3 separate regions of the Homo sapiens genome follow, and all the other regions are linked to region 2. A link is a loop called in an ENCODE intact Hi-C map of the cell type or tissue named here. Cell type or tissue: PC-3. All regions are shown on one strand. Links, peaks and the distances in the headings refer to the core of each region. The heading gives the core; the rest is flanking DNA. Region 1 overlaps PLCB1 (phospholipase C beta 1). Region 2 overlaps PLCB1 (phospholipase C beta 1). Region 3 overlaps PLCB1 (phospholipase C beta 1).

The links. Hi-C counts contacts between places; a loop is a spot of excess contacts. Peaks named below come from ENCODE experiments on the same cell type or tissue, not always from the same donor. Only the 100,000 strongest peaks of a DNase experiment are listed, where the experiment ranks them.
Region 1: a loop joins it to region 2, with 4 times the contacts of the local background. A loop is called at or near these places in 4 of 110 quality-filtered maps.
Region 3: a loop joins it to region 2, with 4 times the contacts of the local background. A loop is called at or near these places in 23 of 110 quality-filtered maps.

Annotation. Positions count from the first base shown.
Region 1 is chr20:8,753,046-8,763,718 of GRCh38, reverse strand. PLCB1 (phospholipase C beta 1) reads right to left here. Exons shown (of 32, transcript NM_015192.4): 24 at 6,541-6,673; 25 at 3,259-3,312. Among named protein-coding and RNA genes, the nearest start is that of RNU105B, 73 kb to the left of the region's middle. In PC-3, for the core only: CTCF peaks have their summits at 3,886 (motif pointing left) and 3,912 (motif pointing left); DNase peaks (open chromatin) are centred at 3,918 and 7,108.
Region 2 is chr20:8,847,403-8,858,075 of GRCh38, reverse strand. The region is part of intron 31 of PLCB1 (phospholipase C beta 1); the gene reads right to left. Among named protein-coding and RNA genes, the nearest start is that of RNU105B, 22 kb to the right of the region's middle. In PC-3, for the core only: a CTCF peak has its summit at 4,109 (motif pointing left); DNase peaks (open chromatin) are centred at 2,615 and 4,115; H3K27ac peaks cover 344 bases.
Region 3 is chr20:8,785,547-8,796,219 of GRCh38, reverse strand. It overlaps PLCB1 (phospholipase C beta 1), which reads right to left. Exons shown (of 32, transcript NM_015192.4): 28 at 7,695-7,771; 29 at 7,498-7,587; 30 at 6,645-6,702; 31 at 5,959-6,045. Among named protein-coding and RNA genes, the nearest start is that of RNU105B, 40 kb to the left of the region's middle. In PC-3, for the core only: a CTCF peak has its summit at 5,562; a DNase peak (open chromatin) is centred at 5,569.

The DNA.
Region 1 (10,673 bases), core at 910-8,909, 94 kb after region 2:
GAAACCCCATCTCTACTAAAAATACAAAAATTAGGCCAGGTGTGGTGGCGCATGCCTGTAAGTCCAGCACTTTGGGAGGCCAAGGTGGGTGGATATCTGAGGTCAGGAGTTCGAGACCAGCCTGGCCAACATGGCAAAACTCCTGTCTCTACTAAAAACACAAAAATTAGCTGGGCATGGTGGCACATGCCTATAATCCCAGCTGCTCGAGAGGCTGAGGCAGGAGAATTGCTTGAACCTGGGAAGCAGAGGTTGCAGTGAGCCAAGATTGTGCCACTGCACTCCAGCCTGGGTGGCAGAGTTAGACTCTTGTCTCTAAATAAATAAATAAATAAATAAAAATGCAAAAATTAGCCAGGTGTGGTGGCAGGCACCTGTAATCCCAGCCACTCGGGAGGCTGAGGCAGGAGAATCACTTGAACCCGGGAGACGGAGGTTTCAATGAGCCGCGATCACATCATTGCTCTGCAGCCTGGGCGACAGGGTGAGACTCCGTCTCAAAACAAAACAAAACTAATCTGTATTTTACTGATATATTCAATCAATTCTAGAATGTGCATTTAAAAAATATGTTAACATTTCCGAAATCAAGATGCATCTTATGGTTGGTGGGGTATGATGGTTGGTCAGTGCTTTTCTTTTTTAGCAATACATGAACGTAGGATGCTTTACAACTGATGGTATCTTAACTCCAGTGAATTATCATTTATATGGACCTAGATCAAGTCATAGTTCACATGTTTCCATGGTTTGAATTGAATGTCCTGCTTCTGGGAACAAAAAATGTTACCATAAATATTTGAAACTATCAAGAGATTCAGAAATAATATATGCTGTGAATAACAAGAGACCTGAATAGAAAATAAGATGTCTAGTGAATAAACATTGAGACTAGAATAATAAGTTATGTTATTAAATGTTAAGGTCTTTAAGCAATAGAAATATGTTTCCTTTTCTTATACTGTGTCTATTCTCCTGACATTCGATCTCTTTTGAGAATGAGGCCATGGAGAAAACCAGGTACATTTATTTAATGGTTTCCTTCAGGCCCAAATTGACTCATTATGGTTGCATAATAAATTATTACATTAAGAATTTATAATCCCAAGGAATTGCTGCATTCTTGGAGGCAGATGCAATTCTATTTCTTTAAAAGTGGTTTACAGCATATCAGCTATAGGCAGTTTGGAAATAAGGCTCTAGATGTTCTAACCTACGATTAGAAATAAATCCACATAAACTATTATTTTTAAAAAGTCTGTAGATGAGAGAGGCTGTTCCTTAGACTATGCTCTTAAGTATAAAGGTAATGCTCACTTATATAAAGACACAAATATCATTTATAAATAAGCCACCAAGATATAATCACAGCTAATGTATTGGTACAGACCATTGCCTTTTGTCCATTCATTTACGTTATTTTAAACAACATTCTAGGAACACTGCTGTCTCTTGTTGTATGCATTAATATGGTGTTGTTTCCCATGAAACTAAATCTTTCTTTTTTTGAGACAGAGTTTCGCGCTTGTTGCCCAGGCTGGAGTGCAATGGCGCAACCTTGGCTCACGGCAACCTCCGCCTCCTGGGTTCAAGCGAATTTCCTGCCTCAGCTTCCTGAGTAGCTGGGATTATAGGTGCGCGCCACCACAGCGGTTAATTTTGTAATATTTAGTAGAGATGGGGTTTCTCCATGTTGGTCAGGCTGGTCTCGAACTCCCGACCTCAGGTGATCCGCCCCCCCCTTGGCCTCCCCAGGTACTGGGATTACAGGCGTGAGCCACCACACCCAGCCTAGAACTAAATCTTTTAAAAACATGTTTTGTTGGGAGGGGCACAGTGGCTCACGCCTGTAATCCCAAAACTTTGGGAGGCCGAGGCGGGTGGATCACCTGAGGTCAGGAGTTCGAGACCAGCCTGGCCAACGTGGCGAATCACCGTCTCTACTAAAAATAGCGGGTGGATCACCTGAGGTCAGGAGTTCGAGACCAGCCTGGCCAACGTGGAGAATCACCGTCTCTACTAAAAATACAAAATTAGCCGGGTGTGGTGGCACGTGCTTGTAATCCTAGCTATTTGGGAGGCTGAGGCAGGAGAATTGCTTGAACCCGGGAGGTGGAGGTTGCGGTCAGCCGAGATTGTACCACTGTGTTCCAGCCTGGGTGGCAGAGTGAGACTTTGTCTCAAAAACAAAACAAAACCAAACCATGTTTTGTTTTCTTTTAATACTTTCCTCAAGTAATTTTTCTACGCATATTTTATGCATTTCTTGATGAAATGCAAATATACGCATCAAAGTGCATAAATCATAAAAGTATAGCCTTGTAAATTTTCCCAAAGTCAATGTGCTTCAATATCCATCACTTAGGTCAAAGTTAGAATTTGGCCAGCATCCCAGAAGCCTTCCTTTTTGGTTCCTGTCTCCCACCAAGTATAATCCAAATCCAGGTTTCTACAGCACAGATTAGTTTTGTCTTTGAAGTTGGTGTATATGGAATCCTACAGAATATGTTCTTTTGTGTCTGACTTTTTTCCTCAACATTATGCTTGAGTTTTATCCATGTTGTGTGTGACTTGAGTTTATTTATTCCTGCAGTTGCCTCCTGTTCCATGCTAGGAATTTATCACAATTTATTTACCTACCTTACAGCTGATGGACATTGGGTTGTTTCTAGATTTGGCCCTTACCAGTGGTGCTGCTTTTGGTGAACGTGTGTGTACATTTCTGTTGTATATTGAACCAAGTATTATAAACATTTTTAAGATTCCACTACATACTGCTAATTGTACTGCACAAAGCTTGTACCAATTTTAGTTCCACTAGTTTATGTGACTAACCAAATATAAAATAACTCCAAACTGTATCACAGTTCTTAAACACTGTGCATTTTATGCTCACAAATGGATCATATTCTGCATATCTAAAATATAGTTTATTATTGGCAATTTGGGAAGACAGGCATTCTTGTTCACTGGGTTACATTTCCAGCATGAAACTATTCTTTGATGCTGAAATAGCTATCTTGTGAAACTACATTATTTTTATGCCAGTAGGGTTCTAGCTACAAAGTATGGTTACTTCTCTGTGATTATATCATATCATGTAGACTAAACTAAAAGTGTATGTCTCTAGATTTTTTAGAAGAAGAAATATTAATGATGTTGTTTTTCAGATATGAATGGAAATTTCCTCTCCTCTAAATACTTCCACTGTGTAACACTGAGCTGCTTAATTCCATGGGGGGAAAGGGTGGCATTTACCTGTTAAGACACTCTGAATAAGATCTTCTGTTTTGGCAGGTGCCTTTACAGAACCTGTAATATAAAAGATAAAATAAATAGCCTCTTCAACTTTTTAAATTTTATTCTTCCTGTAAACAAACAAACATATTTGGGCCTTGAATCTAAATCTCTTTTCAGAGAAATGACAAATTGTGTGAGAAAATTCTTTATAAAAATTATTCTTAAAAAGTCTTCATTTGCAGCTTTGAGACAAACCTAATTAAATGTAACATTAGGCCAGGTGCAGTGGCTCATTCCTGTAATCCCGGCACTTTGGGAGGCCGAGGCAGGCGGATCACTTGAGGTCAGGAGTTCAAGACCAGCCTGGCAATATGGTGAAACCCTGTCTCTACTAAAAATACAAAAATTAGCGGAGCATGGTGGCGGGTACTTGTAATCCCAGCTACCTGGTTGGCTGAAGCAGAAGAATCACTTGAAGCCAGGAGGTGGAGTTTGCAGTGGACTGAGATCATGCCACTGCACTCCACCCTATGTGACAGATTGAGTGAAAGTCTGTCTCCAAAAAAAAAAAAAAAAAAAAAATGTGATATTATATGCCCCATTTATAACGAGAGAAAAGAGAAAAGACATCCACTTGGAACAAATTCAGTTTAGGCAATGCTATCGCCATCTTCTGGCTAAATCAGGAATGACAAGTGACCTTTTAAAAGTCAAACGCTGGGAGGCCAAGGTAGATGGATCAGCTGAGGTCAGGAGCTCGACACCAGCCTGACCAACATGGCGAAACCCCGTCTCTACTAAAAATATAAAATTAGCCGGGTGTGATGGTGCACGCCTGTAATCCCAGCTACTTGGGAGGCTGAGGCAGGAGAATCGCTTGAACCCAGGAGGCAGAGGTTGCAGTGAGCTGAGATCACACCATTGCACTCCAGCCTGGGCAACAAGAGCCAAACTCTGTCTCAAAATAAAATAAAGTAAAATAAAAATAAAAGTCAAATGTTGACCACTAGGCAGTAATAACTGTTACAGGAAAGATCCATTGGTGAATGTTAAAAATCAGTAAGCAAAAGTTTAAGGAAGAACAGGATATTTGCATAGTCTCAAAGTAGCTCTCCCAATATATCTAAGAGGGGAAAATAATAACTTTCAGTGGAGAAACCACCTTAACCAAGTGATCCCATATCATCAGTGATGAGACCCAGCAACATCATATATCCGTGATGTGATGCACTGAGAAAGGCGAGTATCACTTGCATGGTGCTCTTGTCAAAATGCATGCCCTCAACCTAATCATGGGGAAACATCGGACCAACCCAGACTGAGGGATGTTCAACAAAATAACTGACCAGAGTTCTTCCAAAGTACCAAGGTTATGAAAGACAGGAAAGACTGTGGGACTGCCATAGATTAAAGGAGACTAAAGAATCATGACAATAAAATACAATTTGGGATCCTGCGTTGGAATCTTGAACAGTAAAAGGACATTACTGTAGAAAGCAGGTTAGTCCAAATAAATTGTGCAGTTTAGGTCAGAGTATCATGCCAATGTTACTTTCCTGGTTTTGATGATTGCCCCATGATCCCGTGAGATGTTAACTTTAGGGGAAGAAGAGGTTATTTTTGCAATGTATTCTGTGCCATTTAAAAAATATTTTCTGTAAGTTCAATTATTCCAAAATATCAAGTTAAAAAAATTAAATGTGAAAATGCTAAATTCTCTTTTACTTTCAGGAACACATGACTATTTACTCACACATTTAAATGATGGATTTATATTTCAGAAGCATTCAAGATGTTTGTATTTGGTATATAAAACTCTTTATTTGAAAATTTACTTCTTGTTTATAACGTCATCTTCTTACTATTATTGACTTTGGCAACTTTTTTTTTTTCTTTTTGAGATGGAGCCTCGCTCTGTCACTCAGGCTGGAGTGCAGTGGTGCGATCTCAGCTTACTGCACCTCCGCCTCCTGGGTTCAAGCAATTCTCCTGCCTCAGCCTCCTGAGTTGCTGGAACTACAGGCATGCACTACCATGCCAGGCTAACTTATGTATTTTTAGTAGCGATGGGGGTTTCACCATGTTGGCCAGGTTGGTCCTGAACTGCTGACCTCAAGTGATCCACCTGCCTCAACCTTCCAAAGTACTGGGATTACGGGCATGAGCCACCATGCCTGGCCAGCAACCTTTTAAAAAGCAGTTCAAGCGTGTCTGATACAAATTAAATATAATTGGTTTTTTTTTTTTTAATTCTCTTTCTCTCCCATGAGAAATACCCTTAAAAGATCTGGATCTACTGGCACCCTGATCTAGTATGACAAAGAAAGGAGCTCCTTTCCACACCTTCATGGAAGGAAATTCTGCTCCCTTTTGTTTACTTTATTAACCAATTCAACAAGAAATTATCAGGTACATGCTATTCCCCAGCACTGTGTGATGTACAGAGGAGGCATCAAATTGAAGTCTACCTAGGAAGCCTCCCATCTACTGGGGTAAACAGGACATACACACAAGGAATAGTTACACAAAGCTGCATAAGATTAAATGTCAAAGTTAGCTGCGTAGAAATCAAAGGATTTTTATTTTATTTATTTATTTATTTATTTATTTATTCATTTATTCATTTTGAGAAATGAGACAAGAGTGTGGCTTTGGCTGTAATATAGGAGCTAAAAGCAAGAATGTTAGTATCATTGGGAACTGCATCAGGCCTAAGGTCACTCTTCCCTGGCACTGTGGCCTTCAATAAGTACTTTATCACCTGAAAATGGCAGCTTATTCATCTGCACAATGGGGACAATAATAGAATCTACTCTTGGGCCTGGTATGGGGGGAATTGAAATGATCCATATGAAAAGCTTAGCAATGTGTCCAGCACAGGGCAGACACTCAAAGATGTTGAAAAGAAAGTTGGAGAAAGAGGGAAAGGAGCCCTTGGCACAGAATTAATGAAGCAAGACTAAGAATGCACTTCTAAGGCATGGTTGTTTATAAGCTGCTTGGAGAATTCTTCTCAAACTGTGCCAGCAGATGGGTCATAACTCATCACTGAAAAAGGACACCGGAAATCTGGGTGATTTTTTTTGTTGTGGTTTCATAAGTTATCTGTAGAGCCAGATGAGCACATATGACTCTCTTCTGGCTTTCATTCATTAATTGCACATTGACGGAGCTCCTCCTAAGTCCACACATCTTTCCCCACTTGATGCTTTAGCTACCCACATCACAGCGCCTCCGTCAGTGGCACTAATGAACTGGAGGATCTTGCTCATGTTGTCCAGCTCTTTCCAGATGGCTTACCTGGAGCTGGCTGGCTGTGGAGAGCCTGGGAGGGTGGCTTGGGTGTCAGGGTTGTAGTGTGATTCACCCCATTTTCTGCTGGAGTCGTTCTCGCTTCACTTGGAGCCTCTGATGGTGTTTCTCCAGGATCAGCCTAAAATTATAAATATCCTTTCATTTTCCACATTTCTTTTTATTCTTTTCTTGCCTTCCTAAACCAACAAGGCTACATTTTATAGCATCTTCACAATTCTTTTGGAGTTGGAAATATCAAATTTGATACTCCCTGGAAAGCAGGGTTAAAACAGCATAGTGTTGAGCCATGACTATGGGAGGTTAATTGTATTAAAGTCTCCAATTTTTACACCAACCTATGTCTATGCCCGTTGGTGGTGCCCTTCCACACTGACTCTGGACCAGACCATGTGATTTGCTTTGGTTAATCAGAGAATAGCAAACTTGATACAAAAGACCCTTGCAAATTTTTCCACTGTTTCTCAGGGTCCTATTATAGCAATGGAGGATGAGAGGTCTGAGTCATCCTGGTCTGTCATCCAGCTCTTCTGGAAGAGAGCTGAGTCATCCTGGTCAAGGATGTCCTGGACCAGCCAGTCCCCAGCTGAGCACATACACTTGAGTGAACCCGGCTGAGATGAGCTGAGTCTATGAGTCTGGTCTGGATCTGCAGACCTGCCCAGCTGACCAGATAATGCATGAAAAATAATAACTAGTTGATGTTATAAGCTGCCAAGTTTGGGGTTGTTTTACAGAATGAGCTAATCGATGTGATGGATAAGAACACACATTTTGGAGCACAGCTTGCCTGGGTTCAGATTCTGGCCCTGCAATTTACCAGCAGTGTGATTTTGGGCAGTTCACTTAACTCTCTGTGCTTCAATTTCTTTATCCTTATAGATGAAGACAGGTGTTTACTGGGGATCATAATATTATCTTGTTAGATTGTTTAGATGATTAAATAAGTTAATACTTATAAAGTACTTAGAATTGTTTCTGGCACAGAGTAAATATGTGGATGTTAAATAATGTGAAAGTTGTCAGAATCTAAATGGAGTCCCTTATATTAAAACAACAACAACACCCACAAAAACCCAAAAAACCCTGACAAAAAGAGCCAGGGAATGTCATAAAGAGAAGGTTCTCACTCATAAATGCCTGATAAGAAAAACTCTCACAAAAGACTCTGCAAAAGCCATCACCTTGTACAAAGGCCATAGCAACTTTACACAAAAAATACTTCTGTGAGGACACCTGCCTAGCAACTCCCTGTCCAACGTCAGACTGAGGTCACTCTTGTTATTGATCCTTGTAGCCAAGGCTAATCATCTGAAAACAATTATGTAACCCTCCTCATTTATCCTTTACAAACCTTTGTCTTCCTTCCCTCCCTGACTAAGCACATAATTTAGTATGCCCTATTCTTAAATAATACCATTTTCTTTTAGAGAGCATCTGTTTGTTATTTATGTTGACATAAAACAAATAAAACCTTTAAGCTTGTGGAATACTACCAATGAATAATAATAATAAATGCATTGAAACGTAAAATCTTCATTCGACACCCTCCAGCAGCTAATTCCACATACCTTATACACAGTAAACAGTTTAAAAATGTTTGTTGAATAAATGCTGATCCTTATAAAATAATTGCCTACATACTCTTTTAATGTTGCTTTTCAATATGCTAAATTCTCTGTAACTCTTTATCAGAATTGCCTTCCAAGTCCCTGGCAGGTTTTACTGACAATGAGGCTATCCCAATGTTCTACTTTGTAGCACATTTTAAAAATACATTAGGAAATATATTTTTCCAGAAGTCTTTTGGAGCCTAACATTGTGACATTTTGGCATGTGATTACAGATGAAAAATTGACCTATAATAACTTTCTTATAAAAAGTAAGATAAGAGTGAAAATAGTGACACTGATTGTCACCAGTGGCTTTTAATCTGTTTCCCAAATCATCTTTAAACCATCTTCCAAAACTGCATTAAGTGATGGCAGAACTTATTTTAATTCAACAAATCATCCCTGCTTGTTTACTACACCCTACTCAATGCTGGAAGAGCCCTTAGTAGCAGTGGCTGGACATCAGTTAGGGGAGACAGGAGACTAAACAAGTAACCGGGGCAGCCTGTATAGCTCACTATGGCAGAATCTTTCTTTTGAAAAATGACTACTTCTGATGGGTAAGTGCCAGTATGGTCACACTATTTAGTTACATCCATCAGAAAAATTCTCCCTAGAATTATATGCAAAGGGAAAGGATTGTGTATGTGTTGTTCAGCAAGACATTGCAAACTGGAAAGTCATGGTCCCAATGGAGTACATGGATGCATTTTCTTTGGCTCAACCAGTGTTGTCAAATCTTTTAATTAAGGTGATCTTATACTGAAACAATGGGTTTCTTACTTCCCTTGAAAAACTAGATTTGACTACATGGGACCTATACACCCACAGTGGGTGGTTCTTTGGCTTAAATACAGCAGGGGTAACGCTTTGCTGGCCTCCCAGCTGAAGAGGGTGCCCATGGTTACCAAACTCAGCTGCTTTAGAAAGCAGGTAGGAAGATGTCCCTATTCCGTGGGGATCTGACCTTCCCCATTATATCCAAGTTGGTTTCTAAAACCATGTGGGGAATGAACCAGATTCTTCCCAATGTGACAGCTCACTAAAATTAGCCCTCTGAAAAAGGATAGAGAAAAAGAAAATTTTGATGGAGGAAAGAATGGAAGTTAGGGAAAACCAGCTTCTGTGAAAGTAATAATGGTGGCTTTTTTTTTTTTTTTGGCAACTAAAATTAGTGTCTTGAGGTGTTAGACTGGAGGTGCATTCAAACTGGATCCAACAAGTTTATTTTTAGATTTGCATTAGGTTTTCAGATACTCCATGTAGCTGTATGCCCTTGGGAAACCAAGTTCGATTGTCAATTTGAGTCAAATAAAGGAAAAAATAAATCTCTGCTTATCAAGGGCATGTGAGACAAAGCCTCCACCTTCCAAAAAGGGACGTACTATATAAAATCAAAGACATTTTTAAAAAGCAGATAGATGTTAAGTAAACATTCAGGCAAATACTTTATGGTTGCAGTCGGGGATAAAGTGGGCACCAAGGGTTGGTGCTGGACTTTGAAGTAGGCTTTAGAGAAATGCTTAGTCCAGGGGTCACACCTGGTGATGTCTCCATGTAGAGTGGACTGTGTCACTCTTGGGACACAACCCCTAAGGATACTATTCACACTGTAGAGTAATAGGCAGTTAGTGGAAATGATAGAAACCAGTGAAGTAGATTTAATGCAATAGGGCAAAGTGAGGTCATGTCCAGAGCAGGAGAGAGACAGCCTGTAAATGGGGCAGTGGCTGCTGTTCATTTTTAGCCTATTTCCACCCAGGTTTTGAGAAAAATGGAAAAATGAAAGTTTTGAGTGAACTCTCCCAGTTTCCAATCACTGAAAAGACAAACAGAGCACATCTTCAGACTGCATTTGGCCCAGAAGTTGCCAATCTGTACCCTCTGCCAGGAGGAGCAGAGTTTGCCTGGAATTCTGAGATGGTGCAAGAGTGAGCTATGCATCCTTAGTAATGCTGAAGTGACAGGACTGTGCTGGGAACTCGGTGGGCCAGGAGCTTCTTACCTTCTCGCCCCAGTGGCCAAGCAAAGGCATAGAGAAGAGGGTCAGTAATGAGGACATTAAACACTGGGCTAAGGAATTTGGAGATCCTTGCATAGTCTGACTCTTGTCAGGGACCTCATGATTTTCTGGAGACAGATGTTATATACAAGTTAAGTCAGTGGTCCCCAGCCTTTCTGGCACCAAGGACCAGTTTCATGGAAGATAATTTTTTCATGGACCAGGGGGAGAGGAGGTTATTGAGGGGATGGTTTCAGTATGACTCAAGTGCATTACATGTATTGTGCACTTTATTTCTATTATTATTGTTACATTGTACTATATAATGAAATAATTATACAACTCACCATAATGTAGAATCAGTGAGAGCCCTGAGCTTGTTTTCTTGCAACTAGATGGTCCCATTTGGGGGTGATGGGAAACAGTAACAGGTCATCATGCATTAGATTTTCATAAGGAGCCCACAACCTAGATTTTTCACATGTGCAGTTCACAATAGGGTTCAC
Region 2 (10,673 bases), core at 1,045-9,044:
TTAAAATTATGAAACTTATTCAAATGACACCCTCAATAAGGTGAGAAGCAAGTGATAAACTGGGCAAATATTTTCACAACAAACACATCTGACAAAAGAATAGTATTGAGAATATATAAAGAATTGTTATGAAGTAATGAGAAGACCAATCACTCAATTGAAAAAAATTACCAAAAGATACAAAGAGGCATTTTGCTTAAGAAGGAACATGTGGCTAAAGGCAAAACAAAAACAAACTAAATAGAAGGGATGGTCAGTTTCTTCACTGATCAGAAAAAGGCAGATCTAGACCACATTGAGATATCATTTCATACTCATCTTAGTAGGAAATATTAGGAAGTCTGACGTTAATATCAACTATTGGCAAGTGTCAGGGTAATACAGTCTTTCATATATTGCTGAAGAAAGTGTAAAGTGGTATAGTTACTTCAGAAGACAATTTAGCATCATCATGTAAAATGGAAGATTCATATTCCCTATGGCCCAGTAATTCCACAGTTTGGTATACAACCAAGAAAACTTCTGGTACAGAGTTTGCATACTAGGAGATATGAGATGGCATGTTCACAGCAGATCTGCTTAAAACAGCAATCAACTGGACATCACTAAATGCAAACTGACAGTAGAATGGATAAGTGCGATACATTCATGGAATAGAATAAGTCAAAATAAACTATAGCAACATTTAACAATATAGATACCTTATACTTAGATATACTTTATTTAAATTTTTTTCATTAGTACACAGAGAGAAGTTCACATAAGAGAAGTGTGGTAGATTGAGTTTTCAAAAACCCACCATTCTTCACTCCTCTTTTGTGACTTGTTTTGTCAATAGGATATGACAAAAGTGATACTGTTGCAGTGCTGAGTTGTTCTCAAAGGGCCACATGTGCCTCTACTCTTGCTATTGAAACCCTGCCACCAGCAAGTGAACAAGCCTGGGCGTGTCTGTTCACAGATTAGAGACTAAGTGGAGAGATCCGGTCGTTCTAGCAGAGGCCATATTAGACCAACCTACATCCAAGTGACCCTCAAACATGAAAGCGGGTCCAACCAGTATCACCAGCAGAGCTGTCCACCTCATGCTCAGTTGACTCCAGACACATAAGTGAGAACAACTAAGACCAGGAGAACTTCCCAGCTCACCAGCTTGTGGATAATAATAAATGCTTATTGTTTTAGGCCCCTGAGTTTTGTGGTGGAATTTGTTATACAGCAATAGCTAACTGATACAACAAATTCATGGACTTAGGATTTTCTTCCACAAAGTGAACACACCCATTTAACCAGCACTCAGATCAATACCAGCACTCCATAAGACCTCTACCTGCCACCTTCCAATCACTAGCCATCCTGTCCCCTACCCAAGATAGCATATTTTCTAACTCTTCATATACACTGAATAATAATGTATATACTTTTTTGTGTCTGGCTCTTTTTATTTATTTATTTTTTTGAGACACAGTCTTGCTCTGTTGCCCAGGCTGGAGTGCAGTGGTGTGATCTCGGCTCACTGTAAACTCCACCTCCCTGGCTGAAGCAATTCTCATGCCTCAGCCTCCCCAGTAGCTGGGAACTACAGGCGTGTGCCCCCACGCCCAGCTAATTTTTGTATTTTTAGTATAGACAGGGTTTTATCATGTTGGCCAGGCTGGTCTCGAACTCCTGGCCTCAAGTGATTCACCAGCCTCAGCCTCCCAAAGTAAGCAACATATTTTTAAGTGAAAAATTGTAGGCTCCCCCAAATTTTATACAGTATAGGTTCAGTATGGTCCTTTAACTTACATTATCATATTTCAATATGATACTCCATATGATACCATTTTTATGAAGTTAAAACAACTAAGATAAAAAAATAAAGTGTTATAGGAATACATATGCATGATATATATGCACATGTATATCTATAACCATGTAAATATAAAAAACAGGAATATATACATGCACACGTTTCAGATTCATTGTTACCTTGAAGGGCAGAGGGTGGAGAATGAAAGGCCAGGGTACCAGAGGGGGAGAAACCAGTATTGTAGTTTTTGTGGTGTATATGGGTGTGTATTATATTATAAATACAGTAATATGGTCTTGCATGGACCAATGAGAAGGAGGTTGTTCATCCAATTTTCAAAATGTGTGTGTAGAGCTACCTAAATAAAGTAGGAGAACAGAAGGGAAGAAAGGGTTCTAAAAAATAACCAGTCTGTGGCAAATTTTACATCTGAGAAGACCAAAAAGACTGAAGACCACAAAATTTAAGTGACTTGGCCAGAAGTCATTCAGATATTCTTATGACATGAATTTGATATGAAGAAAATACATTTTAAAGGTAGTTTTCCCCCCTTATGGTTTATGGTTGAAGCAGATTCTATTTTCTTACAAATGCTGTGTTCTGATATTTAAAATGTTGTCTGGCATCATTAGGTCTCAATCCCTTCTTAGAACAAAATGTTCCTGCTCTCTCCCATTTGAAGAGTATTCTTTCTTCAGATGAGTTTTCTAAACTTTCCTATTAAACTTGCTGGAATGTGAATGGGGAAATTAGAAAGATTTTTGTTTTTTTGTGTGTCAGTGAGGTGATTCATCACAGCACATTTCTTAGAATTTGGAGGGAATCCTGGGTCTGGGAGTGCTGGTGACTTGGAACAGGTTCTGCTGCAGCTGGGTGAACTTGGTCTTTGTAGACTTCTCTCTCAAGTTTATCTCAAGAGGGGGATTTGACCAAAGAGTTAGAATGGAAATAATGGCATTCTTCTCCCATTTCTTATTTCTGACCTAACAGCACAACTCAAAATATACTCAGGTGTTCTTTTATCTTGTGAGATAACTCCCTAGAATTGGTGGGAGTGAGTGGGGGGGGAAGAATCTGCTCTCCCCTGCACCCCTTACCCCATTTCTGAAATGTCTGAATCTTTCTTCCTTCCAATCATATGCTCAAGAATATCAAAAAGAGAAAGATTTCCAAGTCAGTTCTACATTTTGATCACATCCCCCTATTAATCATATGTTTTTGCTACCATCTGCAACAGAGAGAAATTTTAAATTCATTGTGCATACATCGTTTAAAATTTCCCCTCTCCGTTATGTTATTTAAACTTTTCCTACATATCAATTAGTTTGAAATAATAAGTCTTTAGGCTATCCATTAATTGCTGTACTGTAGACATGATCTGTATTTAAAATTATGCAAGGAAAATTAAGCTGAAGCACGAAGGAGTCTTGGCTAACGGTGAAGGCTTCTTAGCCCTTCAGAGCAAGAACTGAGATAACGAGGACAGGAAATACACAGGAGGCTCCTTGCCGAGTTTGTCGTTCGCCAGCGTGGAGACGTGAAAACAGACTGCTCCAGCTGTGGGCTCTTCCTCGCTTTTCAGTTTTCCTTTTGAATTCTTACTGTATTTGGTCATGCCGAGGCAGAAGAAAACGATTGTCAGCCAAAGGTCCTTTTCCAGTAGAAATTTATTATAAATAGTTTAACAGCAACTTGGCTTCGTAATTAATTTCCCTACTCCCCTCCCCTTGCAAAAAACAACACATCTCCATTCTGTAATCTTGATTAAGTTTGTGGCAGGTAGAAGGGCCTGGACCCGGGAGAAGAGGAGAAAAAGGAGAGGTGTTGGGGCTGGTAGCCTTACTCATTAGTGCCTTGATTTTAGTAAACACCATGGTGTTATTGGAAGAAATATTACTTAGAATGAAGAAGAAATCACAGAACTCTCTGTTGCTTGTTCAGAGCCCCTGAGGCCTGGGACCTCTGCAAGATTCTCGGCTTCCTAATAACCAAGGCTCTAGGCAGTGCTAAAAAAAAATGCCCTCTGAGATCTGTCTGCCTGATCTAGTCCCACCCTGTTGGGTGGTAGTTTCAGCAACTGAGGACTGTGCAATTGAGTTTTGCACACTGGAAAAAGAAAGATGGAACGAGTGTTAGAAAGTGGCTCATGGGTGACATTTTTCAGATCTTCCCTACCCAGGAAAGTTTAAGTTTATGGATGTTTATTTTGCCTTTGTGAGCTCTTCCTTTTTTCCCTCTGGCTTCTTGTTTTTGCCTCATGATTAATCATTTTGACTGCAGATCTGGCAATGTCAAGCATTGTGGGGCTCCTCTTGCCCTCTAGTGGTGAAATAGTAAAGTACAGCACTCGAAATACCATATGCCCATTACGAGTAAATGGTTAGAGCTTGGGAGAACAGCGCTTCTTTGTTGAATAACGCTTTGAAGCTTACACACACAATCACATAAAATGCCTCAGCACAGGGGACTGTGGAAGGAGAAGAAAGCGTCTTATTCTGAGTGTCATCATTTAGGAGACTCACACAAAAGTAAGAGAATCTTTCTAGGGAAATGTTCTCTTTTCTTTGCTTGAACTGAAGTTGCAATTTAGAGGCAGTTACCCTTAACCCTGGCATTTTTTTTCCCCCAGTACAAGTGTTCATAGAAGCACCACATGTAATAGGCAAAAGCTGGAAACAACCTAAATGTCCATCAACAGTGGAATGGGTAAATGAAGTGTGGTGTATTCACATACTTTATAGCAATTTTTAAAAACCCGACTACAGCTATCTACAACAACAAAAAAAGAAGCCAGATGCAAAGAACTATAGACTGTATGACTGTTTATATAAAGTTGCAAAACAGAAAAACTAATCTCTGTGTTGACTGACATCAGAATAGCTGTTACTTCCGGATGGAGGTAGTACTGACTGGGTTGGAGCACGAGGGAAGTTTCTGGGGTGTTGATAATGTTCTGTATCTTGACACAAGTGGTAATTTCATAAATTCTGTAAAAATTTGTCAAGCTGCATACTTTTTATCTGGGCATTTAATTTTTTCCTGAGGCTATCTTATATGGACTAATAACCTACTTTATTTTATTTATATAACTAATTGTCATGAGCATACTATTGGATTTATTTCCTTATGTGCCCAAAGTTCCTTTGATAAATACTTTTTTTAAATTTTGTGATAAGCCATTTTTCAGAAAATTCAATATGCACATGTTTTCATATCATCTGTAAATTCATGCATTCTGTGGAAGTTGTTTTTAGAGATGCTTCCACTTTCCAGGTGGTGACACTCACCTGACCTGCCTGACACTCATGTCCCCAATGGATATGGGGGCTGCCACACTGTAAACTGACATAATGTAACTTCTGGCCACCACTCAGGGGCAGTAACAAAATCAGAGGTCACTTCATGACACCTGGAGCCAGCCAGGGGCTATTGGATGTGATCATTCTGGTATACTGTGCTTCTGTTACCTGTAGGATCTAGCATTGGTGAGGTAAGATGGTTGGTAAATATTATAAGAAAACAATAAACATTACAAACCGGGAAAGAGTTGAGAAAATTGGAGAGCAAACTATGCTTTTGGAGATTTGTGGGGGCCTCTGGCACTTTCCAATCTTAGGATGTAAAAGTGAGCCTTCTCACACTAAGCCAATTAATCCAAGAAGTGAGTGCCTCCTTATTCACTGTGTGCCCCTTGTCTGTAACTGACCCTCTACTGATGTGGCTTCTGTGGACAAAGGAAAGGTTAGAAGAGCAGATTTCCCAGGACCACAGGCCCATCTTAAGGAGGCTGGGATATGGCTAGTGGGAGTTCTGCCTTCCTCCACTTCTTGGGACAGAGGCCCTGATGTCAGTCCTGGAATATCAGGAATAAGGTAACTCAGAGTAGTTTCTGTCATTAGACTCAGACTGGATTGGACAGAATTGGTTTTGCTCAACTCTGTCCTGGAGGATTGTTTTGTGGTTGATGAAAAGGAACACTTTGTAACACAGCAATTTTCTTAGGTTCTTCAATTAGGAGTTAGAAAAATGATGGATCTTTCTTTTGGGAGACCAGCAAAAAGATATTCGCTAATGTCAGTAGGTACAATTTAGAAATGACACTTAGTAACCCCAGATGTGGCTGAAATGACAGAATAATTAGGAGGCAGAGATAAAACCTGGCAGCAGGAATGAACTGAGACAGCAGCCTATTTTGCAACTTTATATAAACAGTCATACAGTCTATAGTTCTTTGCATCTGGCTTCTTTTTTTGTTGTTGTAGATAGCTGTAGTCGGGTTTTTAAAAATTGCTATAAAGTATGTGAATACACCACACTTCATTTACCCATGCCACTGTTGATGGACATTTAGGTTGTTTCCAGTTTTTGCCTGTTACATGTGGTGCTTCTATGAACACTTGTACTGGGGGAAAAAGATGCCAGGGTTAAGGGTAACTGCCTCTAAATTGCAACTTCAGTTCAAGCAAAGAAAAGAGAACATTTCCCTAGAAAGATTCTCTTACTTTTGTGTGAGTCTCCTAAATGATGACACTCAGAATGAAAAAAAATGAAAAAAATGAAAAAAAAAAAAACCAAAAAAAGAAATGGAGATGGAAGCACAGGGCTGATGACTTCTGATGGATAGCAGCAGCTGGGGTGACTATGGCAGACATCACTAATCAATCTTAGTGGTACTTCCAGGCCATCTAGATAGCCTTGGAATCCTTATCAACAAAAAGTCCCAGGCATCTGCTACCATATGATGGAGTTGGCATGCAAAAAGTAACCCACTACCATACAGGATAAGGCACTTCGAACTGAAAGTTGAGTAGACACTCAGGGTTATTTTGCAGCCCAGTATAAATCTTCAAGCAATGACTACCTCCTAGGCTACTGTGGCCTGTTGAAGCAAGTTTATATAAGCAAACACATATATCATAAATTGCTAGGGACCTTGAATAACAGGAAATTAGCAGTTATTAAATGCAAATGACTTTAGGAGGAAGAGAGGTAAAGAAAAAGAGTGAAAAGCACTGGTGGTAGTCAGTGGTGGTATGTGAGTATAAGGTAACAAACAGTGATGGTGACTGTGGCTAAAGGGAGCACACAAGGTCATCTAATCGGGGATTCCACTCCTCAGATCCAGCTAATTGCTGCCAAGTCCATTGGAACATGGCCCCAGTGAGCCAGGTCTTTGAATATTTCAATTAAAGCAAGGAAACATTTTTAAAGGATATCTCCTTATTTTTAAAGTTGGCATCCTGTTCAACAAGAAGATGAAAGAACACTAAGAAAAAAACATTATAACAATGTGTGAGTACAATAAACCATGTTTGTGGATTATTCAGCCAGGTTACTGGTTGCGATCTCTGGCTTAAAGATTTTGGTTGGAATAGGAGCATCAGAGACAGGCTTCTGAAATAGGCTGCTGTCTCGGTTCATTCCTGCTGCTATAACATAATATCTTAGACCAGGTAATTTATAATTAATAGAAATTTATTTCTCACAGTTCTGGAGGCTGGGAATTCCAAGACCATGGCACCAGAAGATTTGGCGTCTGGTGAGGGCTCATCTCCTGCATCCAAGATGATACCTTTTTGCTGTGTCCTCACATGGCAGAAGGGCAAAAAGAGCAAAGCAGGCTCCCTCAAGCCCTTTTATAAGGGCACTATCCCCATTCATGGAGGTAAGGCCCTCATGACCTAAACCTCGTAAAGTCCTCACTTAATACTGTTTTACTAGGGATTAAATTTCAGCATGAATTTTGAAGGGACACATATATTCAAACCATAGCAACTTTATTCCTATTTTTTCGGATGTTAGAATGAAAAATCACCAGTCAACTGCCTTGGGAAGTTTAGCCTTTTATCTTTTCCTAACCCAGTAAAGGGAGCCTGGTCTGCTTTCTCAGGAATGTTTGACTCTGGATGTTCCTCTTCATCCATAATTCATGAGCACTATTGGTGCTACTACCTACATTTATACAGCGTCTTACATGCATGAACACACTGCCTGGCTCTGGAAGCACGATTAGAAAATGTTGTGCCTGTGGGTATTTTTGAGCATTTTAGTTTGCCCAAAAGCTGAAGAGTGTCTGCTCTGGCTATGACAGACATTAATATTCACAGTGGCATCTCCTTTGCTCAAGAAAAAAGAAATCTGCTGGGAGTCACACAGCTCTAAATTGAAATCTGTGCACATTTACACTTACGTGTTTTAAAGAGCTGGTTTAGAGTAGTGGTTTAGAGCACATGAGTTCTAGGGCCGGGCTGCTTCGTTCTTTTTTTTATTTTTAGACGGAGTCTTGCTCTGTCGCCAGGCTGGAGTGCAGTGGCGTGATCTCGGCTCACTGCAACCTCCGCCTCCTGGGTTCAAGCAATTCTCCTGCCTCAGCCTCCCAAGTAGCTGGGACTACAGGCCTGCACCAGCATGCCCAGCTAATTTTTGTATTTTTAGTAGATATGAGGTTTCACCATGTTGGCCAGGATGGTCTCGATCTCTTGACCTCGTGATCCGCCCACCTTGGCCTCCCAAAGTGCTGGGATTACAGGCATGAGCCATCGCGCTCAGCCCTGCTTGGTTCTTTTTTTTATATTTTCTTTTAATTTTTAATTTAATTTTATTTTATTGAGATGGAGTCTTGTTCTGTCACCCAGGCTGGAGTGCAGTGGCATGATCTCGGCTCAACGCAACCTCCACCTCCTAGATTCAAGCGATTCTCCAGCCTCAGCCTCCCACATAGCTGGGACTACAGGCGCACACCATCATGCCCTACTAATTTTTGTGTTTTTAGTAGAGATGGGGTTTTGCCATGTTGGCCAGGCTAGTCTCGAACTCCTGACCTCAGGTGATCTGCCTGCCTCGGCCTCCCAAAGTGCTGGGATTACAGGTGTGAGCCACCGCACCCGGCCCTGCTTGGTTCTTAACTCTGTCAGTGAATAGTTGTATGAGCTTGAGCCAGTGGCCAGTCTGCATCTCAGTTTCCTTACATAAAATGATAATGATGGAGCTGACATCATAGATATTGTGGATGATTACAGAAGACAGCTCAGTGCTTGGGTAGGTAGTAAGAACTCAATATCAAGATTTTGAATAATCTCTCATTAGTCAAAAAATGGGAAGCAGTGCCCACTTGAGTGTTTGGCTTCTCTTTTATTTCTACGACCACATATAACTATAGCATTTTAGCAGAAAGAGCTTTGAGAAGCAGAGGGTGCAGTCAGCCTAAATTTCCCTCTCTTGTTCTGAAAGCCTGCAGCCATTCTCTCCCAGGACAAACTGTTTACAGATTCTAAGTGTTTGGCTTCCAAGCCCCCAAAATGCAATCCATTTAGAAAAGCATGAAAAATTCCTCTTTTGAAATTCCAAGTGTGGCTCCCAAGCTCTGACTAGTACTAAGAAATGTTAGGCAGCAGAGAGAAAAGAGGGGAAGCTATTCTTCTTTAGCTCTGATCCTTCTGCAGAGTTTGTCTTTCTAAGTGCACCCTGTGGACAACTGACATCAGAATCACTGGGGGGAACCTGCTACAAAGAGAGTCTCAGTCCTCATCCCGGACTTCCAGATGTGGGCAAGACAGGCCCATCCCTTGGGCCCTCATGGCCCCCCAGCCCTCCTTCATCCACACACTCCTCATGAGGTGAGTAGCTTAGTACACAAGACTATGACTCCTGCACATGGAGACATGGCCTCCCTAATGCTGGGGTACCCAGATGTGATATAAGAAATATATTTAGTCTTTGTCCCAGGTTTCTGGCATAGACCTCCTAAGACGCTTGGGTTTTTCACAGTGATAAGGAGGCCTTGTGTAAACCCCTTTCAATCATATCTGAATTTATGTTAATAAGTAGATTTAGAATAGGGCCCCTGGAGAGCCTCAGGATAGGGGTGATCACCAGACAGATCAACTGACTGGAGGGTTGGAACTTTCAGCCTCCCTCACTAACCTGGTGGGAGAGCTAAAGATTGAGTTATAAAAACTCTTAAATAATGATGTAAAGCTTCCAGGTTGGTGAATACATCCATGAACTAGGAGGGCAGCACACCCTAACTCCGTAGGATCATAAGCTCATGTTCTTGGGACTCTTCCAGACCTTGTCCTGTGCTATGATTTGAATGTGTTCCCTCTAGAGTTAAAGTGTTGAAACTTAATGGCCAATGTGATGGTATTAACAGGTGGGGCAAACAAGAGGTGATTAAGTCAAGAGGGCCCTTTTTCATGAGTGTGATTAAGGTCCTTAGAAAGGCTTTTGATAGCATTGGTCTCTCTTGCTCTTCTGTCTTCCATCATGTGAGGACATGGCGTTCCTCCCCTCTGGAAGATGCAGCCCTTACCAGACAACCGAACCTGCTGGCGCCTTGATTTTGGACTTTCAAACCTCCAGAACTGTGAGAAAATAGATTTCTGTTCGTATAAATTGCCAGTCTCAGGCATTTTGTTATAGCAGCACAAAGCAGACTACGATACCCTATATACCTCTTCATCTGGCTGTTGATCTGTATCCTTCTTGATAAACTGTAAATCTAAATGTAAGTAAAGTGGATTTTCTGAGTTCTGTGAGCTGTTCTAGTAAATTATTGAAGCTGAGGACAGTGTTGTGGGAACCTCTGACTTACAGCTGGTTGGTCAGAAGTATGGGTGGTCCAAGTCTTGCAACTGGCACCTGAAGTGGGGGCAGTCTTGTGGGACTTAAGCTGTGGGGTCTGCCCTAAATCCAGGTGCATCAAAATTGAATTGAATGGTTCGACATTCAGCCGATGTTGGAGAAGAGATTGGTGTCAGAAAACACTTCAACAAGATACCAAAATTCCCTTCCCAACTGGCCCCAAGACCCCTTTTTAGGCCCTCTTCCTCTTCCTCTAATGGCAGACCTTGCAGTCATTTTGCAAAGGTCTAAGTTCAAG
Region 3 (10,673 bases), core at 978-8,977, 62 kb after region 2:
AAAGAGCCAGTAGCTACATGATGAAATGTTCTTTGGGAATGAATTAAAATGCCCTAAAGCTTCCCGGAATTCTCTCTTGATGATGAGCTAAATTAAGCAGAAAACCTGTGTTCTAAGAAGCATCAAAGACAAATTAAGCATCAGAGAAAAAGTAAATTACACATTTATTGACTGTTTTATGAGGTTATGGAGATAGTTCATTAAATATTCCCCTCAAAAGATGATTCTTCTTATAAAGAGAGTCAGGAGCAGCAAAGTGATCAATAAACATTGGCATATTCACAACAGACTCAAGGCAACTTGTGACTAACCGTGTTTTCTTTTCTTTTTTTTTTTTTTTTTGAGACAGGGTGGTCTCACTCAGTCGCCCAGGCTTGAATGCAGTGGCGCGATCTCGGCTCACTGCAACCTCCGCCTCCCGGGTTCCAGTGATTCTCCTGCCTCAGCCTCCCAAGTAGCCGGGACTACCAGCGCCCACCACCACACCTGGCTAATTTTTGTATTTTGGTAGAGATGGGGTTTCCCCATGTTTCCTACTGGCTTTGGCAAACCCAGGTATGGAAATCCCCAGGAAACCAATTATTTCACTGAGTCAGAAGACTGGCCAGTGTTTACTGCGTCCATCTTGAAAATTCTACCACTATGGATTTCATAAAAAGCCACAACTCAAACAAAACTGAAACCCACATACACTCAAGGACTGAATCGAATATCTCATTGCTAGAAAACATGCAGTCGAATGTTTCTCCAGAATTCAGAACTCTACTGGAAAGGAGCCAAGTATTCCCTTCTAAGAGTGTCTCTTGTTGTTTATAACATAATAAGTTTCCATGGGACTTATGTGCAGCAATGTACAACATCATTTTGTGTCAAATTGAGGCCAAAATATTTTATTGTACAAGTTGCTTCGAGGGACCACCTACTTCTGTTTTCCCCAATGCCCTCAAAATTACCTACAAAATGAATAAACTAATTGAATCTCTTTTTTCATAGGGAAAAAATGAACTCTCCACATGAAAAGATCCTAGTGCATGTCACAAAGTGGGACAATCTAAAATAAACTTTTCCAGTGTGACTGGCCACATTTGGTCCCCTACCAAATAGCGACCAGAAAGACTTAAGGTCCCAGCTCACATGCAGAATTGAAACAAATTTTTAGCCTGATTTTGATTGAGGCATATTCTCCTATGACTGCTATTGCAGGATGGTAAAAATGTTGGGAACTCTAGATGACATGCCCATTGTTGAGTAAACTGCTAGCAAAGTCACACTTTGAATGAGGTTTCATGTGTAGTTTGCTCTAAATTGAGCCAGAATAAATACTTCTTTGCCACTGAAAAACTGTTAACTTTGAGCCATTGGCTTTTCAAATTTCTTTTGCTGAAAGATTTACAAAATATCTGTTTGTTACTTTCAAAGGAGTTGTTTATTTACCAATGGCTTAGAAAATTATATTGATATGATTTTCTAAGTTGATCAAGGTTCAGAATAGCTCAAAATAGTAATATCCCAGAGCAAACAGTAATGTAAAAAAAGAGCTTCCTCCCTGTTAAGACAAGATTAGGAACATGAAACACACTATTACATTAGTTAGAATAAGTGGATGAAGAGAAAGTAAATTATTATATACAACAACATGGTGAAAGAAATGGAAGAACAGGAAGAAATATGATGTCATGTAGCCTATACATACTTTTGGTGTCTGCAAAAACTTAGCTATGATCACTTTCTAGTTAAAAAACTTCATCCCATCTTGTTGCAGGAAGTCAGGGACCCCATATGGAGGGACCGGCTGAAGCCATGGCAGAAGAACGTGGATTGTGAAGATTTTATGGACATTTATTAGTTCCCCAAATTAATACTTTTATAATTTCTTACGCCTGTCTTTACTGCAATCTCTAAACATAAATTGTAAAGATTTCATGAACACTTATCACTTCCCCAATCAATACCCTTGTGATTTCCTATGCCTGTCTTTATTTTATTCTCTTAATCCTGTCAGCCGAGGAGGATGTATGTCACCTCAGGACCATGTGATAATTGCATTAACTGCACAAATTGTAGAGCACATGTGTTTAAACAATATGAAATCTGGGGCACCTTGAAAAAAGACCAAGACAACAGCAATGTTTAGGAAACAAGAGAGATAACCTTAAACTCTGACCGCTGGTGAGCCGGGCAGAACAGAGCCATATTTCTCTTCTTTCAAAAGCAAATGGGAGAAATATCGCTGAATTCTTTTTCTCAGCATGGAACATCCCTGAGAAAGATAATGTGCGCCTGCGGGTGGGTCTCTAAACTGGCCCCCCGGGCATAGCTGTCTCTTACTGTTGAGGCTGCAGAGATGCAATAGACTCCAGTCTCCCATAGTGCTCCCAGGCTTATTAGGAAGAGGAAATTCCCACCTAATAAATTTTGGTCAGACCAGTTGATCTCAAAACGCTGTCTACTGATAAGATGTTATCAATGACAATGGTGCCCAAAACTTCATTAGCAATTTTAATTTTGCCTCGGTCCTGTGGTCCTGTGGTCCTGTGATCTCGCCCTGCCTCCACTTGCCTTGTGATATTCTATTACCCTGTTAAGTACTCGTCTGTCACCCACACCTATTTGCACACTCCCTCCGCTTTTGAAAATCTCTAATAAAAACTTGCTGGTTTTTGCGGCTTGTGGGGGCATCACGGATCCTACCAACGTGTGATGTCTCCCCCGGACACCCAGCCTTAAAATTTCTCTCTTTTTTACTCTGTCCCTTTATTTCTCAAGCCAGCCGATGCTTAGGAAAAATAGAAAAGAACCTACGTGAATATCGGGGCAGATTCCCCGATACCATCTGTAAATTAGTTGAGGGAGGAACTCTATTCTCCTCAGTAACCTGTGGCAAAGTTTGGCATGGTTTCTTCTTCATAAGAAGGTTACAATTGTCTTTAATATTACCTGCTGCAATGTCAGCTCACGTTCCTCATCCAAAACCCAGTAATGGAACCATTCATAAAGTTCTAGATGTCACGAAATCACTCTGTTTTCTTATCTGACTGAATGGAACTGACTCCGTGGACTTGTTTTAGAGATACTATTGATCAGTTTCATTTCCTTGGGTTGTTCCTTGTTTTGTTTCTGCTTTTGCTAATTTCCCTCATGTCTATGTCAAGATTCAAAGCCTGTTTCAGTACTAGATGTGGAGAGGGATTATTTCAAAGCCAGTGTTACTGTATTTTCCATCCATGCCCCACAGTTACAGGAGCATCAGCGACTGCTATGCTGGCCTGGCCTCTCCTCACCACCCATTTATTAATACCTACTTTGCTGTCCTGTGCTTTGGTCTTTCTTCACATGTCTCACACTTGATTTTGTTCTTTTACTCTACTGTCTATTGCTGCTCCTGTTGTCATTGTCATTTCCCTTTATTAACCACCATGTCCTACAATGTTAACAGTCATGATTTATTATTTTATTAATAAAATCACAGCTTTAAGGCACAACGTTTTTAAGCCATGAAGAAAAACCCTCAAGAAATGCTTTAGTTTGACATGGAACCAACAATCTTCATGGGCAACCTTCAAATCCAGACACAAAAAGATGGTCATGGAGCAACCTCATGGAAGAAAAGCACAGAGGAATTCATCATGGTACCTATTTACAATAAAAAACGCAGACAATAGAACTACTAAAAATTCATAGAAACACTTCAGATCTCTTTCCAAGGGGCCAGAAAGGAAGAAACAAAAAATTGTTATAAACATGGCTGTAACGTACACTGTATGTAACCTGTCTACCCAGTTGCTATTTCCCCTCTATTTCTTTGATGATAAAATATCAGTTTTGTTCAGGTACCTGATGACCATGGAACTGAGGAAAACTGAACTCTCTCTAGCCTTGTGAGTGAATCTTAATTACTCTAAGCCAATCATGAAAGTGATACCCTACTGCCCATGATTGGTTTAAGAATGGGAATATGAGGCCATTGTACCCAATGAGGAAACACCAGCTAGAGGGGATGTAGGAAGGTTTTTCTCAATCCTAGAAAGGGTTACAAAATGAAGACATTTGCTGCACGTCCTTTGAGTGGTTTCATGTAAGGTTATGATGTGTGGAGCTAGGGCAGCCATCTCATGACTGAGTTCACGGTCTGGATCTAGAAGGCAACAACAGTGGAAATTCTAAAAATACCTGGAGATGAAATTGTTAAGCCACTAAATTAATCACTGTTACAACTGTAGTACCTCTGAATTTCCAGTAACGTGGCTTACTAAATACTATAACTGTTGAAGCCAGTTTTAATTGGGCTTATTGTAAAATTGCAGCTGAATGCACCCTGACTGTTAATAAATCAGCCAAAAGTTATTAGTTCTTTTCATGTCCAGTTATATCCAGGGAAGAAGTTTAAGGGTGCTTCCACATTTACTGAGGTTGATTTTAATCATGATGACCTAGAGCAGTAACAAGAAAATCTTTGTATGGGTTACTGATACTGAGAGTTATATAATTTAAACACATTAATGATTTTACATTCACATTTTATCTGTAAGTAAAATAGTTAACATTGTTGAACCAAAACACGCATGAAAAAAAAAAGCAAAATGAAACTCTGAAAAGAACCATATTACCTAAATTTTTTTGAAATACAAAAACTAGCTGAGCCATCAACCATAAGCAAATTCTATTATGTCAGTGTACAAAGTAATGACAAATTTAAAACCAGACAGCATAGATTAGAAATGTATGTATCTGAATATATCACCTGAGACTGATTATTATTAAAGTGTTTCTTAAATTTCAGTCAAACTGGATCTTTTGCTCTAAATAATTTGAGCATTTTAAAAAGATCAATTCTGATTGGAAAGTATAGCAATTTCTGAAATTATGTTAAAATTTATTCCACTTTATTAGTGCATAATCAACCTGAGAGGGTGGCTGAGAAGATCTACATTATATGTTTATAGGAGAAACGTAAGAATTAGCACCATATCTAAGTAATTATTAATTCTTGCTTGAGAATCTATATTGCCAACCCTAAAAACTTAGAAATTAAAAATATTAAATAAATGTCTTATATAATAAATATGAAAGCATAAGAGCACAAAGAACCATGAAAATATATTTAGAATTATCCATAAGAAATCTATAAGAAGTAAACTGGTGAATGAAACATACAATTAAATAAAACTAACGTTTTTTAACTTTTAGGACTCGAGAAATGCTTGTGTGGAATGGCAGTACTTTTTAGAGTAGATATTTTAAATTGAAAATAGAAGCGCAGGAAAATTGAAAAACACAATTTCCACAAACAGAAAACTATTCAGTGATGAATCAAAATGGAAGGAATGTTCTAAAACTGAGATGCCATTTGGTAACCTCAAAGTATTTGATCTACAGATACTCAGTTCATTCAAAGTTAATATTCATAAGACAATTAATTTTAACCAAACAATGAACATAAGATAATTTTAAAGCAGAGCCCCAATCAACTGTTACTATGGGAAACAAAAGATTTGCTTTTCTCTGATTTATGAGACTATTTTGCTAGATAAAAACCAAAGTGATTTTGGTGCAGGGCATCCTCTGCTGGACAGAGGGTGGCATTACAACATTACATCAGCTATTTAGAACTGACGTTTACTTAGTAGTACCCAAACTGAAGGTTTGGTTAGTCTCTGATTCTCCAGGGGAAACGGACTATAAAAATACCTTTGTCTGAGCCATACCCCAGATTAGTTAAAGCCAAATCTCTGGGGCTGGGTTCTGCATATTTGCAGTTTTTAAAAGCTCACCAGGTGATGATAAATGCTTACTGAATATTGCTATATTTTTTCCTTCATTGAGAAAGATACATGAGTTTCATATGCAAGAACTGATCTGAGACTGTGTACAAGGTACTTATGTAAACCAGGAAGGTTTTACTCTTACTAAATGGAAATCAAATAAAATAATTGTTCATTTTAATTCAGTTCCGTTTACCTTGGGCTTTTCATCCAGGATCTGCTGACGTATTTCCTTGTGTTTCTCTACGAGTTTTTCTTGCCGTTTACTTTGCGCTTCTTCTAGCTATAAGAAAGTTACAAGAAACATTACTTTCATCTAAACATTTAAAAGTGCACGTTTTCAGAAAATACCGAAAGCTTTTCAGATCTATGGCTTACATTTGATTATTTGATCTCCTGATCAAGAACTACACTTACAAGTATAGGAAACTGTAGTAAGTGTTGAAGCTAGGTGACAGAAACATAAGGGTGGGAGGTGGTGATCAATGGACTGCACTGTTCTTACCTTTTTATAAATATGTAAACATTTCTATGACATTAAATTGGAAAAAAAAAGGACAGCCCTTCGAGGTTGCCATCATCTCTATCATTGATGACAATTAAAGGTTCTTTTGGGAACACTATCATTTACAATATGTTTCTGGGCTCTTGACTTTGGAAATGACTTGACTCTATTTTTAGATGAATCCTTTTACAAAGTGGTTTGCAATTCAACTTGCAGAAATGTTGATTAAGGAGTGCCCACCCTGTGAAACAGCTCTGCTAGGTGCTAGTGATAAAAAGTTATGGCAAGGCATGACATTTCCTTCCAGAAGCTCACAGCGAGCTCACCAAATGTTCACACATGTTTTGCAAAGGAGAGAGCGTGATGAGCCCACATACCCTCTTGATATACTGCACCACTTCCTGGATATATGACCGGATCATCTCTGTCTTCTCCCTAAAAGCAAATGATGAATACATCATTATACCAATTCATCCAGAATTGACAAATGGTAATCTCAGACTTCTAGATAAAAGGTTACAGAACTCTCAACATTCTTTTTCTTTTTTCCTTATTTTTATCTATTTATTTATTGGAGACAAGGTTTCGCTCTGTTGCCCATGGTAGAGTGCAGTGGCACCATCATGGCTCACTGAAGCCTTGACCTCCCATGCTGAAGCCATCCTCCAGCCTCAGCCTTCTGAGTAGCTGGAAATATAGGTGTGCACCACCACACCCAGCTAATCTTAAAATTTTTTTGTAGAGACAGAGTCTCCCTGTGTTGCCCAGGCCCCTATTGAACTCCTGGCCTCAAGCAATCCTCCCACCTAGGCCTTTCAAAGTGCTGAGATTACAAGTGTGAGCCATAGCAACATTCTTATTACTGCTACAAGGAAGGTATAATCTGCCAGCCTTTGGACAAAGGTCAGGTTCCTCCCAAGGCACAGGCTCTGTTTTCACTAAATGCCAGGAAGATTATGGGTAGGAAGTGAGGATTTAGCCTTTCCCTGAGGGAAGCTCTTTGCTTACTCTTTATCTAAAAGGCCCTGGGTGTGCCTCACTCCTTTATTGAACCAGTCTTTGCTTGAGCCTTCCCTGTTAAAAACCTTACCAAAAGAATCTTTTGAAAGGCTGACTAGAGGAGAAACTTCACGAAGGAGTCTTTGACTGGTTATGAACCTGTGACTCTGACGTACAAAATAAAATAATTCCCAGATGAACTGTTTGGGAGAGGGGACACTTTTGACTTACTCTTCCATCTGACTTTTGTCTTTGGATTTAGCTTCTGTTATCTTCTCCTGCCTCTTTTTATCCATTTTCTTCTTTAATTCTTTCTTTTCTCTGAAGTCACAATGGAAGTAAAAGAGAAAAAAGAGGCAAATCAGATGGGAATTTGTGTTGAATAAATTCAGATGCACATGTCAATTGTAATGGGAATGAGGGCTTACTTCTCACAGATTTCTTTGAGCTTCTTTAACTGATTGTTCTGACACTCTTCTGCGACATCCGTCAACTTTTGAATAAGCTGGAAAAAGAAAATGTCAGTTTGCTATTTCAAATGATTGCAAACAGAGCTTCCTTCCCACCTCCCTCAAACAACAGAATCTATAGTTAGAATATCTGTGATGGATGTTTCACAATAGTTAAAGTTGTCAGACATCTAACATTGGCAATGAGGACAATTTAGAACCATCATATTATCTAGGCTTATGGGTTTTAATATGAAATTCTTCTTATTATCTCTTTTTAATTAAACAGAATTCATTAGATTGTTGTGGCAGTTATTATAGCCCAGCTCAGTGCAAAGACAACTTACAGTGTAGAACCTGGTTCCAATCTCTACCCTAAGACTTATTAAAAGTGAAATTTGGGGCAAGACCCTACATTTTCAGAACCTACATTTTCTCAGTTGATCACTGTCTTTATGTCTTTGGAGGTGCTGTGAAGCTCAAAATAAAAATAAGTATGACACAAATGTAAGTTATAATCAACAGCAAGTTATAATTCTTGGCTCACAACTATCATTCATTGTTGAATTGCTTTGAGGATAACATGAGTTTCCCATCTTAGAAGTTGACATTTATGTTCTTGCGTGGGTAATTTCCAGTAGATATAAAGAACATCAGAAATTCTCTTTGTGCTTTCAATGAACTGTCACTACATCACTGTGAACGCAAGTATTTATTGTCATACATCTATTATCAAATCAAGCCCCAAGGGGGCATCAATTGTGTTTTTGTATCCTTGGTATTCTGCACAATTCCTAATATTCACTTGATGCCCAGTAAGTGTTTGCCAATTACATAAAGGTAATTGTGCCTGGTAATCTTTTCCTTTTTTCCTCATGAGGAACCTGGAGAACCTTCTGCAAGGTTTTCAGGTGGCTGTAGCAACTGGACTCAACCCTTCTTACTGGAGCACCCAATAGACAGTGTGGACATCCTCTGAAAGCCCCCACTGCTTTTCCCATAGATGGAGATTCTCTTTCCCAAAAACATATAAGGCAAGCTGAGTTGACTAGTCTTCTATAAGTGGCAGCTGTAATAGTGACAAGACAAATCATAATACCACAAACTTTTGAGACAGCCAAGTATAAGGGAGTCCCCGGAAAAACTGCAACGGGCCTGCTCACTGGGAGGAATGCACACTGAGGTGGAGCCACAGAAATCCACCCCATTTGCAGCAGGGAGGAGCCTGGCCACTCCTCTTCCTGGGTGGAACTTGGAATTCAATCTGCAAGGTGGGAAGCACACTAGCAGGGACTCCAGCCTTGTGGAGATAACCTGTTTCCCTCTTTTCCTTTCAACACAATAAAACCCTGTCCTCCTCACTCTTCAAATTGCCTTCAAGCCTAACTTTTTGTGGCCATGTGACAAGGAACCCGTCTTTAGCTGAACTAAGGATAGGGTCCTACAACACTTTAACTGATAATTTCTATATGTCAGGCCTAGTTTTAAAAGATTCACATGTGGCTGGGCACAGTGGCTCACACTTTAATTCCAGCACTTTGGGAGGCCGAGGCAGGTGGATCGCTTGAGGTCAGGAGTTTGAGACTAGCCTGGCCAACACGGTAAAACCCTGTCTCTACTAAAAATACAGAAAGTTAGCCAGGCCTGGTGGTGGGTGCCTGTAATCCCAGCTACTTGGGAGGCTGAGGCAGGAGAATCACTTGAATCCGGGAGGTGGAGGTTGCAGTGAGCCGAGATTGCACCACTGCACTCCAGCAACTCTGGGCACACTCTAGGCAACAAGAGCAAAACTCTGTCTCAAAAAAAAAAAAAACAAAAAAGATTCACATGTATTTATTTAATTCTGAGAATTGCCCTATGCGGTTGGTGTTATTATTTTTGTTTTACATAAGAACACGCTGACACATCTGGCTCAAGTCCTGGGCTCAGGGCCCCAAAGCTGGTAAGTGGCTGAGATGGGTACAAACCCAGACAAATAAGGTTCCATGGCTTGCAAGAGAATTACGATACGGAATCCACATTCGTTTAAAATTATCATGAAATTTGATGCATTCATCTGTGAAGTGGATTAAATCTGAACAAATATTAACTAGGACTTGGGCCAGCAGAAAGCCTATTTGATCATTCAAAAGGGATTGCCTAATCATGATTATCACAATTAAAGAAATCATGAGGCATTACTTTGTAGTCATGCCATTTATCAAGCTGTCTAGATGTAAAATTCCAGTGTGCAAAGACTCTGGCCATTTCCTTGGGGTCTCCTGCAACGTCTCTATTTAGCTGAAAGTGTCCTCTCACTAGCACCTTCCCTTCCCTAGAGGGCTTTTCTCCTCTTCCAACCACTTGAAGGAGTTACAGAGAGTTATCCAGGGATCACCTTCCTTGGCTGCAACATCAGAATCATGTGGGGGAACTTCTTAAAAATACAGATTCCAGGACCTATGGACTCCAAATGTCTAGGGGTAGGGCCTGGGAATCAATATTCTCAAAATCTCCTGAGGTGATTTGGATGCTTTGTGCCAGACTTGAAGTGGGAGGTTGTCTTGGTGGACCCTCCCTCATTCTACAAGCCACTGCTAAGTCTCCCAGCAACTCTTTTGAATTCAGTAACAATTATATTCCTGTTTCCATGTCCTCATCTCTATCATTCACCTGACTTCAGAATATTTTCTTGATTATGCCAGCATCTGCTCACATGTGCTGTTTCCCTTCCGCCTACTGCCTTTATCCTCAGCAGCATCGGCCTCCAGTCAATATTGAGACTAAGCTGGAGAACTCACAGACCTTCTGCCCACTCAGTTCTGACTTTTATGTTGGTTTGGTGTCAGGCTCCACACCACTGTCAGTGCCACACTCCCTCCAGACTCCCCAGAAGTTCCCTGTCTGCCACGTCCTTTTGCCTCCCTCTTGGCTCCCATCACACCCCCTGCATTTGCCCTTTACCCCTTGCAGAACAAG